Linked DNA regions of Homo sapiens: region 2 is linked to region 1. A link is a contact called in ENCODE Hi-C or POLR2A ChIA-PET data. All regions are on one chromosome and are shown on one strand. Each heading gives the region's core, a stretch centred on a gene start or an enhancer-like site at or near the end of the contact. The rest is flanking DNA. Distances are from core to core; before and after follow the strand shown.

Region 1 (6,313 bases), core at 179-2,678:
GGGCCAGGCGCAGTAGCTCCTGCCTGTAATCCCAGCACTTTGGGAGGCCGAGGTGGGTGGATCGCCTGAAGTCAGGAGTTCAAGACCGGCCTGGCTAACATGGTGAAACCCCGTCTCTACTAAAAATTAAAAAAAAAATTAGCTGGGCATAGTGGTGTGCACCTGTAGTCCCAGCTACTCAGGAGGCTGAGGCAGGAGAATGGCTTGAAGGTGGGAGGCAGAGGTTACAGAGAGCCAGGATGGCACCACTGCACTCCAGCCTAGGCGACTGGGCGAGACTCCGTCTCAAAAAAAAAAAAAAAAAAAGGATTAGAACCACTGATTCTCAGAAAAAGTTTGACTTTCATTATTTTCAGACAACACCTAAGGAGTGAAAATAAATGAGACTAAGAAGATGTTCTTAGGCCCCAGAATGTTTAAAAGTAGAAAGACAATTTCCTTATTCTAACCTGGGGACCCTGATGGTAACAGACGTGCTTATGTGCTGCGATGGCAGCTGATACTCCTCAGCCTGTGGTTCTCTGCCCCATCCAGAGAGAGCCTGAATCTATACACAGAAAAGGCTGTGTTTCTGAGGAAATAAAAAATATGTACTTTTAAAATTTTCTAAATAGGCCCTACTTCTAGGGTCAGCTGGCGTGTATTTCAATTAGCACATTATCTTGGGAAACTTTACCATGAGGAAAAGTTTACTCATAGGCTTGGCCATTTTTATTTATTTGACCCCCATGAATAGTCCAACATAGCCACCAAAAATTGCACAGATGTCAGTGGCTGTTTGGCCGTGTTTTAAATAAATATTTTGTCTTTTAATCATCAGAGATAGGAGATTAAACCTGGACTCGTCCAACTTTGGCTCTCTTCACGCTCATCCTTATGGGAGAGGAAGTGTCAAGATGGGCTTTCCTTTGGAGCATAACCTAAACAGGAACCTTTTAAAAACCTATCCAAAGCTACACTTTGTACCTTAAACGCAGGCATGAAGTATGAGACATTTCTGGTGATGTCTTCAGGAGGATTAAGAGGTCAGGAGTTAGATGTAAGAATGAAAGTAAAGTAAGTGATAGATCTAGGCAGAGAAAGATGTTGACATCTGAGCTTATACTCTGAATAAAACAGGTTTCCAGGCTGTGTGTGTTTATTTTACACCCATGCACTTACACACAGTATGTGATAACACAGCAGTGATTCACAGTGGCTCTTCAAGGCCCCTCATCTGTGAGTCCTGGACTTTCCTGTCAGGTGTGCCCCCTCATAACCAGGCATGTTCTATGAGGTGTTTACTGTCGAGACAAGTCCCACAAGTTGGGCAACCCTTTAAGTGCTGTTTTCCGGAGCGCAGCTAAGGAGGTTAGCATACTGGGCGCAAAATCCTTCCTCCTTTTGAAAACCTCAAAACCAACAAACTACTTCCTCTGTTAATCTCATGGGTGAGTGGCAAAGCCCAGGCCAAGCCCTTGGTTGTGCAATGTGTTATGGCCCTGGAGTTAAGGATCCTCCTACTCAAAGCAGGAGGGCATCATTCCAGCAAAACCTGTTGGTGTGCGTCCCACCTTCCAAGTGAAGATATGCCAGGTGGGAGGTCGCTCGGCTTGTTCTGCCCCGTGCTGAGCCTGGGCTCAGTGTTGGGACATACATTTCTGCCTTTTCTGTCGTTGCTTAAGATATTTCCTGGTTGTCTTGTGAATTCTAGACACAGTGATGCTGGTTTTTTTTTTTTTTTGAGACTGAGTCTCACTCTGTCACCCAGGCTGGAGTGCAGTGGCACAATCTCAGCTTACTGTAAGCTCCGCCTCCCGGGTTCACGCCATTCTCCTGCCTCAGTCTCCTGAGTAGCTGGGACTACAGGCACGTGCCATCAAACCCGGCTAATTTTTTTTTTTTTTTGTATTTTTAGTAGAGATGGGGATTCACCGTGTTAGCCAGAATAGTCTCAATCTCCTGACCTCATGATCCGCCCGCCTCAGCCTCTCAAAGTGCTGGGATTACAGGTGTGAGCCACCGCACCCGGCTGCTGTTTTTTTTGTTTTGTTTTGTTTTGTTTTTAAAAAGATGATTAAGCTGGTGAGGCATCTCTTTTTATATATGCATTTTTTGACAAAAATTCCGTATATTTAGGGTATACAACATGATGTTTTAAAATTGGAATGGTTCAATCAAGCTAAGTAACATGCAATACTTCACATACTTAACATTTTCTGTGGTGAGAACTCAGTTCTACTCTCAGCTATTTATTTACTGTAGTCACCATGTTTATACTGTATTCCCCCTAGCTAACTGAAATTTTGTATCTTTTTACCAACATCTCTCCAAACCCCACCCCCAGCCCCTGGTAACCACCATTCTACTCTCTACTTCTGTAAGTTTGACTTTTTTAGAGTCTACATCTAAGTGAGGTCATGTAGTATTAGCCTTTCTTTGCCTGGCTTACTTCATTTAACATGATGTCCTCTATGTTCATGTTGTTGCAGACGATTTCTTTCTCTTTTGCGCCTGAATGATATTTCATTGTGTATATACGGTATACACCATATTTTATTTATCCATTTATCCACTGATGGCCACTTAGGTTGATTCCATATCTTAGCTGTTGTGAATAGTGCGGCCATGAACATGGGAGTGCAGATATCGCTTTGACACAGCGATTTCATTTTCTTTGGGCAAGTACCCGGTAGTAGGATTGCTGGATCATATGCTAGTCCTATTTTTAATCTTTTAAGGAACCCCCATACTGTTTTCCACAGTGGCTTCACTAATTTACAGTCCCACAAACAGCATGCAGGGATTCCCTTTCCACCACATCCTCTTAGTGAGACATCTCTTGAAGAAGGTCTGTCGACTTGGGTACCACTGAATGGTTTGTGGGTGAATATGTCTATGGGCTGGAATTGTGGTGGGAGTTCCCCTCTGCTCTCAGTATGGTAAAATCCTGTCCTGCTCCTGAGAAACACGGGTAGGAAGGCATGGAGGAGCTTGTGCATGTGATGGAAGAACCTGGCTGTACAGTCAGGTGACAGTCCTTTTGGTTTTTCTTTTACTTACGGCTTTAAGCACTGTATTATAGTTTGGGGAGAATGATTGCTCTTGTCTTCAACACATTGTTAATAAGGGAGCCCAAAGTTTGTGTCTTTTAAGTTAGCTCCGTAGCTTTTTGTTCTAAACTTTTGTATTTCCAAATTCATTTATTTTTGGTGGCAAAATTTGCACATTTTTAAAGTGTTAGTGAGTAGTCTGTATCACTTTGAAATAAGAGCTAGGAAGCGATCGTGGTATTCATACATAATAGTCTGGTGTTCCTTTCTGGTTGCCATGGTGTGGTGGTCCTGATCAGTGTGGGTCTGACTGGGGTGCTCAGCCAGGTGGCAGACATCTGTGGTCTCTAGAAGCTGAAATACTTCAGCTATAGGAAGCATCTGCTGCTTCAAGAACTTCACAATAAGCATTTATTGATGTCCTACTGTATACCAGGCATCCTGCTGGTTGCTGAGGGAACAAACATGAATAAGACCCACTGCCTGCAGTGTTCTTGATTCAGTGATTCCACCAGAATCAATTACAGGAGGCTGGCTGGTGGCTTCACTCAATGTCTGTGTTTAAGATTAATTTGCTTAATAAAACTCAGGGCAGTGAATACACAGGGTTGGCCCTGGCTTTCCTGTTACGAGCATTCAACAGTGTCGCGTGAGCAGTTGAACATGCCTTGTAAACCATGGTTGAGTCTCCCTGAGCTATTGTTAGCAGATAACTTTAGAGCAGAGCTAATCTGTCATATAAATAAGAATCACAATTGGGTTACATGGTAATTAAATATAAATGGTAAGTGAGTGAGTCACATTTATTCATTCATTCAGCAAACTTTTATTAGAGGCCTCTGGTGCCAGGCAGTGTATGAGGTGCTCTTCTGAGGCTGGTGTGGAGGGATGGTCACACCAGTATTGTCCTGCCTACAGTAGTGGCATATGTAGGGCAGTGGGCGGGGACAAGCAAACACTGAAGCTGGCCGTCCCATCATGGAGGGCCTCAAGGAGGGGGCAGGCTGATTGTGGAAAGGATGTGGGTAAGATGAGGCAGGGTAAAGGAGTAAGTTCTCCTTCATTATTAGCAATTACTTTAGACCCCATGTTCCTTCTGGGATGTCCTCAGCTCCCTTCCCTTACCCCGGTGGACAAGAAAATAGATAGCCTTGGCAGCTGCACTTTTATGTGTCTTGGGTCCTGTTTGTGGACCTGTTTGGCAGCCTCCCTCTCTCCCCGACGTACCTGCAAGTGTCTGAGTCCTCTGCTCCTGGGTTCTGCATGGCAACTGATGGAAAGCTAGAGGGGCTGACTTCCCAGGATATGAGACCGTAGAGAGACAGATGGGCTGCCCCTTCTCAGGGAGAAGAGAGCCTACCTAGGATTTCTGGGCTGGGGCAGGGGTGCCTCCGGGATGGGTGGATTCCCCACAAATGCCCAGGCTTCAGGCAGCCTACAGCTGTTCACTGAGAGTGGGCTGTCTTCAGGGCCAGCTGGAAGAGAAGTTTGATTTCTGAGGCAAGGAATAGACTGATGATATCTTCCCCAGTTTCTTCCTTTTGCCTAAAAGTCCTACTGAGGTCACTGTAGGGGCTTCCAGGGATTTGGAGCTGACCAAGGAAGAAGATGTGACCCTGAGAGGCAGTGACCCATGAGCTTTATTGGATGGCGGTGGGACAGGGTTGCTTGAGAGGGGATGTCCCTCACGGGCTGAGGCCATCTGGGGCCACCACTCAGAAGGGACTGTGTCTAGGTGGTGCCATGTGCCTAGATGATGTCACCCAGCAGTGCTGTGGGAGTCTCTGGGTCAGAGAGCTCAGAAGGGCCATAGCTGCTTGGGGCCTTGTAAGGCCCTATCTTGTCAGTGGGTGACAGTTTTCAGGCAAGATTTCAGTGGGTCTGTGAAGCAGGCTACATGGCAAAAGATCTGCCTGTTTGGGGCTATTTTTAAAATAATTGGATGTATAAAAATTTGAGTTTGATGCTAGAGGGCTTTTGTGCTAACTAGTCTCCACCTGCAGTGAAGAAATAAACTACCTAGGGACAATCTTTGGCCCATTTATATAACTGTGACAAATCTTTCTGTTCCACAGTTGAAAGTAAAATGTCTAAAAATGTAAACGCCTGGGGAATAGTAACTCATTGGTGTTAACATATTTCAATCAAAGCTTAAAAATATTTTCACGTTCCTTCCTCTTTTGACAGGAGATTGCTGGCCCCTACACCAGATGTCCCTTAGGCACCTCCAATCCATGTCCTAAACTAAAGTCAGTCATTGCCCCTAAACCTGCTCTGTCTGGGGTGTTAGTGATACCGTCTTCCCTGACATCCAAGCAGACCGTGGGACTCACGTCCCCCATTTAGAAATCTGGGAAGGATCCCCGTTCAGCAGGACTGACGGGAGGCAGCTGATGTGCAGGAAGAGAAGGCTGGACAGTGTCCTTGCGCTGGACATGTTTTGGACAGAAGGTATGGAAGGGAAGAAAAAAGACCAGATTCATAGGAACCTCACAACATGCTGCCCTGCCACATCTTGCTGCCTGATCTCAAGGCAGTTAACTTTTGGTGCATCAGTGACTATTTGTAGCACAGAGATAATACCTGTTAGACTTGTTAGAATTATTGTCTGTAACAGAAGTAAAAGGGCCTGACTTATTGCAGGCTGCCAATTAAAGGCCACCAGAAAATTCTTCCAACCACAGAGTTTCCCATGTTAACCATATTGGTCCCATGGTAATCATACTGGTTTCAGTATTTGTTTCCTAGGGTTGCCGTAACAAATTATCACAAACCTGGTGGCTGAAAACAGCAGAAATTTATTCTGTCACACTTCTGAGAGACCAAAAGTCTGAAGCCTGGCAGGGCCATTCTCTCTCTGGGGACTTAAGGAGAGAATTTTTCTTTGCCTCCTCCAGATTCTGGAGGTGGTTCTTGGCTGGTGGCCATGTCACCCCAGTCGCTGCATCTGTCTTCACGTGGCCTTCTCTGCGTCTGTGTCTTCTCCGCTTCTGTCTCTTATTAGCATAGTTGTCATTTGAGTTAGGGTTCACCTGGGTAATTCAGGATGATCTTATTTCAAGATCCTTCATTATATCTGCAAAGATTCTTTTTTCAAATAAGTCACATTCACAAATTCTGGTGGTTAGGATGTGGACATACCTTTTTGGGGAACACCATCTAACCTACCACAGTCTCCATCTGTATCCTGATGAGTAGGAAGTGTACTTCAGGAACCCTGTGGCCTGCACTAGCTGTCCACCTCTGGGGATTGATGGTTTTAGACAATGTAGTTCATTCTT
Region 2 (5,726 bases), core at 2,413-4,912, 240 kb before region 1:
AAAGGACCACAAGGAAGAACTATGTCCCAGTTCAAATCTAAATGTTTCAGATCCAGGTATGTTGCTTTGTATATATACATTTGAAGTCAAATATAAATGTTACATTCTTTTGATTAGCAGTTCTGTCAGCCAAGGTTCAGTTATAGATAACAGAAATCTTGTCAGCTATTTTGGGCAGCAGATTTAGTACACAGAATTCGGTGCTTATACAATTGCTGAAAAGGCTAGAAGGCCAGATCCAGCGCCTCCAGGAATAGACTCCTGGAACACATAAGGACTGGTCTACCAGGAGAACTGTTTCCTCTGACACACTGAGGCAGCTGGGAAATCACAAAAGTTAATTACATCAACTGTGAGCTCCAAGGTCAAACCACTTTGGCAGAGTCTAGGGATCAGGGAGTTTCAGGGAGTTGAACTGTGAACTCTGGCACCCCGTTGGATGTGTAGAACTGCACCAGGAAAATGGCTATCTCATATGCCTTGGCTCATACTGAATTCAAGAGCCACACGTTTTTCTGAATAATGGAACCTAAATCATATCCAGAACTCCAGGCAAGGGAGTTTAAGAAATAGAGCATTCAGCTTTCCAACCTCTGCTTTATGGGAAGTACACTAGGAGAACCCTGGAACAGATAATGAGCCAGCTGGCCGGGCATGGTGGCTCATGCCTATAATCCCAACACTCTGGGAGGCCAAGGCAGGAGGGTCACTTGAGGCCAGGAGTTTGAGACCAGCCTGGGCAACATAACGAGACGTTGTCTCTATAAAAAATTAAGAATTAGCTGGGCGTGGTGGCACATGCCTGTAGTCCTAGCTACTCAGGAGGCTAAGGCAGGAGGATCCCTTGAGCCCAGAAGTTTGACGTTACAGTGAGCTACAATCGCACCACTGCACTCCAGCCTGGGTGACAGAGCAAGACAATTGTCTCTTAAAAAAAAAAAAAAGAAGAAAGGTAATAATAAATAATGAGCCAGTTAATCTAGTATACCCACCATACCATTCTAATAAAGTACAAAAATACTCTACCAAAGGGAGGAAGAAGAGGAGGAAGAGGAGGAGCAGGAGGAGCAGCAGCAGCAGCAGCAGCTACTTAAGACACACCACAATCGAATGCAAAAGCAAATGTAAAAGGGCATTTCCAAGCTAATAGGATAAATGTGGAAACAGTAGTTTCAGTAGTAAATAATATTACAGAATTATGAATAATTTTGTTAGGTAAGGTAACATTATGGTTATATAAGAAATGCCATTTTAGAGCTTTCTGAAATATGAAATATGATATTATGATGTCTGGAAATTGCTTCAAAATACTTTTAAAATGCCAGGGAATGGAAAGAGGATAGCAAAAATGTTAATTACTGAATCTGGGTAATAGGGCTCATTTTATTCTCTCTGCTTGTGTCACTGAAATTTTTCATGAAAAAGTTATAAAATGTTATTCCAAGAGAAATACGAAAACTACACATTATTTTCATCTACTGCTTCACCTTCACAAACTTTAATTTTCCAGCAGCCTTAGAATATGTATCGTTTTCTGTAAGTCCTGGCTTACAGTCTTCAAAAATGCCAAGGTCGCCCAAGACAGACTGAGGAACAGTCCGGATTAAACAGTAAGGGGATGTACCAATGAAATGCAACATGTAATACTGAACCAGACGATGGACTAGAATTTTGATTTTCCTTTTTGCCATAAAGGACATTATTTGGACAATTGCCAGATGTGAATAAAGTAATACATACTCATGGTATTTTGGAGTCAAAGGGACATTATGTCTACAACTTGCTTTCAAATGATTCAGAAAAAATACTGTGTAGAGAGAAAATGATAACAGCAAATGCGGAAAATGTTAATAACGGGGGCATCTGGTTTTAGGGTATATGGGAGTTCTTTGTTTTATCCTTGCAACTTTTCTATAAACCAGAACTATTTTAAAATTTTCAAAAAGTATAAAACATAAGTGGCAGCATTTGGTAGCTACTGAAAAGAAACAGCAGTTTCTTCAGTCTATTAAATGAAAATACAAGTAATAGCTAAATAACTGGAGTGTCATATAGTGCTTCTTCAGGCCCCATTCATGGGGGCACTTCCCCCCAATTGGAACTTTTTTTCTTTGCATTGTGTGTTTATTTGTACTTCTTATTTTAGCAGCAAAGTTTGAATACAATCATATAAGTTGTCTTTGGACATTTACATTGCTAAAGTTGAAATACACAGCCTCAGTCTGGCAAGTTAAAATGCTCAAGTTGCTTCCTGCTATAGTGACCATTAACTAGACTGTTTTACCTTTAAAAATAAAGTGGCATTGGCCAGGCGTGGTGGCTCACGCCTGTTATCCCAGCACTTTGGGAGGCCAAGGCAGACAGATCACGAGGTCAGGAGTTTGAGACCAGCCTGACCTACATGGTGAAACACCGTCTCTATTAAAAATACAAAAATTAGCTGGGCGTGGTGGCACACGCCTGTAATTTCAGCTACTCAGGAGGCTGAGGCAGGAGAATAGCTTGAACCCGGGAGGCAGAGGCTGCAGTGAGCCGAGATAGCACCACTGCACTCTGGCCTGGGTAAAAGAGCAAGACTCAGTCTCAAAAAAAAAAAAAAAAAAAAAAAAAAAAAAAAAAAAAAAGGTGGCATTAAGGCATTAAGGAAATGTCTGAGCCACAATTCAGACAGGCATGAGTTTCCATCCAGGCTTGCCACTTAAGTAGCCGTCACTTAGTGACTCAATCCTCAGACCCTCAGCTTTCTCATGTAGAACACAGCAATAGCAACATCTACTCTTGCAAGTCTGCTTGTGGCTATTCATTTAAATCTGGCTATTCATTTAAATCAGGAACATATGTCAAACAAGGCTCTACGGTACAAAATTGTTCAATATAAATTTATTAAGATTTCTTAAGAGAAAGGGTAAATCCTGCTGTCAAAAAAAAATCTCCAAATGGAATGCGTAATGTTAACATTTCATAATGTTACTCCATATTTTTCCTTCATATTGTCACTGATATTAACAAACCTATCCTTGGTATTGTCATTTATTTATACAGCAAATAATTATCAAGTGTCTCTATGAACCAGCTGCTATTCTACACACTGGAATAACAGCTGAAAACCACACAGACCAAGTTGCTCTCTGAATCCTACATCCTAGAAGCCAATATTAAACATTAAGTAAGTAAACAAAATAATTTTAGGAGAGAGAACTGTAAAGTGTTGATTCTAGCTCTGGTGTACCCATGACTGATTATTTGCCTTCCTAAATATTCTCTGAGCTACTTTAATAAATTCCCTTTCTGCTGAATCAGCCAGAATTCATTCTATTACTTCAACTAACAATCCAGCCAAAACAGGGATGCCTATTCTCTTGTAACTGACAAAGCCTTTTTCCTTTAGTTCAGATAACAAAAGCACATTAGATTTCAAGCACATTAGATATTTCAGAACTCAACACATAACATATACCAAAAAATCCAACCCTAAGACAGGTATGAGATTATTTTTGTGTGCTGTATATTTTGCTATAGTTACCAAGACATGGTTAGCATTTTGAATTTTTTTTCTTAGAACAATACAATGATCTAAATCTAAAATCTTTCACAAGGTGCAACTTTCCAGTGATAAACAAGAACAGGAAGTGAATCTTGAATACAACCAGACTTCAAGTTCCCTTCACTATTAAAGTATCTCCTTTGCTGTCTGTTACCTGAGTCTCACTTAACCAGCGTTAAACTTCCATCATTCTAGCCCAACAGTTATAAATATCTTTATTTCTTTTTGAACAAAACATATTTCCTATTAGACTGGAAATTTTGACACACTCAAATGTTTGAAGTCCCAAGAGGAAGACAGCTAAAATAAAAGGAATTGAGCAGCAAAGCAACTCAGAAAAGCAGAAATGAAAACAGATGTTAAACCTCTTTAAAACAAATTTTTACTAATAGCCTCAACCAAAGCTATTTCAGTCAACTACTAGAAATATTCTACCTAGTCAAAAGTTCTCAACAAGCTTCCTAGGTCATGAGCTCCTCAAGGGTGTGGGCTAACTCTTTCCAGGGTTCTATCTACCACCCAGCATCATGCATGTCATGACTCTCCATCATGGGTGATTTTGCCCCCCAAGTGTCATTTGGCATTATCTGGAGACATTTTTAGTTGTCATGACTGGGGTAAGACTGGGGAAAGGAGGTTTTGCTAACAGCATACACTGGGTGGAGGCCAGTGATGCTGCCAGCCACCCTGCAGTGCACGGGACCGCCCCCACCGCAAAGGGTTATGCAACTAAAATGTCAAAAGTGCTGAGGGTGAGGAAACTCTAGCTTAGGTCAATGATGCCACTGCCCTTCATGTTCAAATACAAAATCACTTATCATGTGGCTTCATGTAGACTTCTGGCAACAGCTTACACGCCCTTTTAAACTGGATACATTAGGTCTGCTCCCTGGTAAGACACTCTGGCCACTGAGACCGCAGTTTGAAATTCCTGCAGTGTTAAAAGCCTGAGTCTCCTTTCACAATTAGCCAGCAATCCATAAGGTAAGTACCTCTGCACGCCACTTTGATTCAGAAGGCACAGATCTTCAAACATTACTAAAATCTTGTTAAAATGATTGGCAATCTCAGTTCCTAATCAGTCCTCAGGCAATGTCAAGACATAAGTGAGACAAGAAAAGCCTCTTCCTCTTGTTATGTATCTTCTAACATCATGATTTTTCTTTTATCAATTTATAGAAAATAGCGCTGAAGGTTTCTGAGCCTGTTTCCTCAAAGTAGATGCGAGTTCTCACCTTCCAGGGCTGTTCTAAGGAGAGAAAGTGGCACACCTGCAGAGTGTCTGGGATGAGCCTGGCGTGTGCTTGCTGACTACCAAGGTGACATAGTACCAAGTACAATGCCGGACACATGGTATCCAACACCCAAATACTGAACTGAGCCCAAAGTGTGAGAACTTTTTGGTTGAGAAAGGAGATATCTTGTGAATATAAGAATGAATGGATTATATGCTTCTCTCTTAGGTAAGATGCTGGAAATGATTTTATAAGTCCACATTTCAATCCTTAAAAAAAAAAATCACTGAACCCAAATGTGAAATTCAACTTTTATACTTTTTTGTTGTTGCTGTTGTTTTTTTTTGTTTTGTTTTGTTTTGTTTTTTTTGAGATGGAGTCTCGCTCTGTCACCCAGGCTGGAGTACCATGGTGTGATCTCATCTCACTGCAACCTCCTCTGCCTCCTGGGTTCAAGCTATTCTCCTGCCTCAGCCTCCCAAGTAGCTGGGATTACAGGTGCCCGCCAACACACCTGGCTTATTTTTGTATTTTTAGCAGAGATGGAGTTTCACTATGTTGGCCACGCTGGTCTCAAACTCCTGACCTCAAGTGATCTGCCTGCCTCGGCCTCCCAAAGTGATGGGATTACAGGCGTGAGCCACCACGCCCAGCCTACATTTTTCTCTTAAGTAACAGATTTGAGGTAGCTTACTGAGTGAGAAAGAGAGAGAGAGAGAGAGAGAGAGGGAAAGAAGAAGGAAGGAAGAAGGGAGGGAAGGAAGAAAGGAAAAAGGACATTAGCAGAGACACAATAATTTAGTGCAAAAAAATAACTGAAGCAACTAGCATGTGGCAGACCGATCCCAGTCAGCTTTCTTTGTCCCTTTGGTATTAAAGAACACTCTTCACTACTCCATGCTGAGGGAGCTGTAAGAGAGAGTAAGATCCTGCTCTTTCAAAAGCAT

The links. A loop is a pair of places that touch in the nucleus more often than their neighbours do. ChIA-PET counts read pairs that join two places held with the same protein, here RNA polymerase II (POLR2A). Pooled maps may share reads with other maps.
Region 2: a loop to region 1 is called in a pooled map, with 2.2 times the contacts of the local background. The contact joins two enhancer-like sites. A Hi-C loop is called at or near these places in 4 of 50 pooled maps. POLR2A ChIA-PET finds 5 or more read pairs at or near these places in 2 of 52 experiments (activated CD4-positive, alpha-beta T cell and activated CD8-positive, alpha-beta memory T cell).

Annotation. Positions count from the first base shown.
Region 1 is chr13:99,041,511-99,047,823 of GRCh38, reverse strand. It overlaps a transcript of DOCK9 not described here. Among named protein-coding and RNA genes, the nearest start is that of DOCK9-DT, 42 kb to the left of the region's middle. Within about 2 kb of position 1,428, at least 24 of the 41 ENCODE cell types and tissues checked have a DNase peak (open chromatin) inside an H3K27ac peak, as active enhancers do.
Region 2 is chr13:99,280,612-99,286,337 of GRCh38, reverse strand. All of the region lies in intron 4 of UBAC2 (UBA domain containing 2), which reads right to left. Among named protein-coding and RNA genes, the nearest start is that of GPR183, 24 kb to the left of the region's middle. Within about 2 kb of position 3,662, at least 24 of the 41 ENCODE cell types and tissues checked have a DNase peak (open chromatin) inside an H3K27ac peak, as active enhancers do.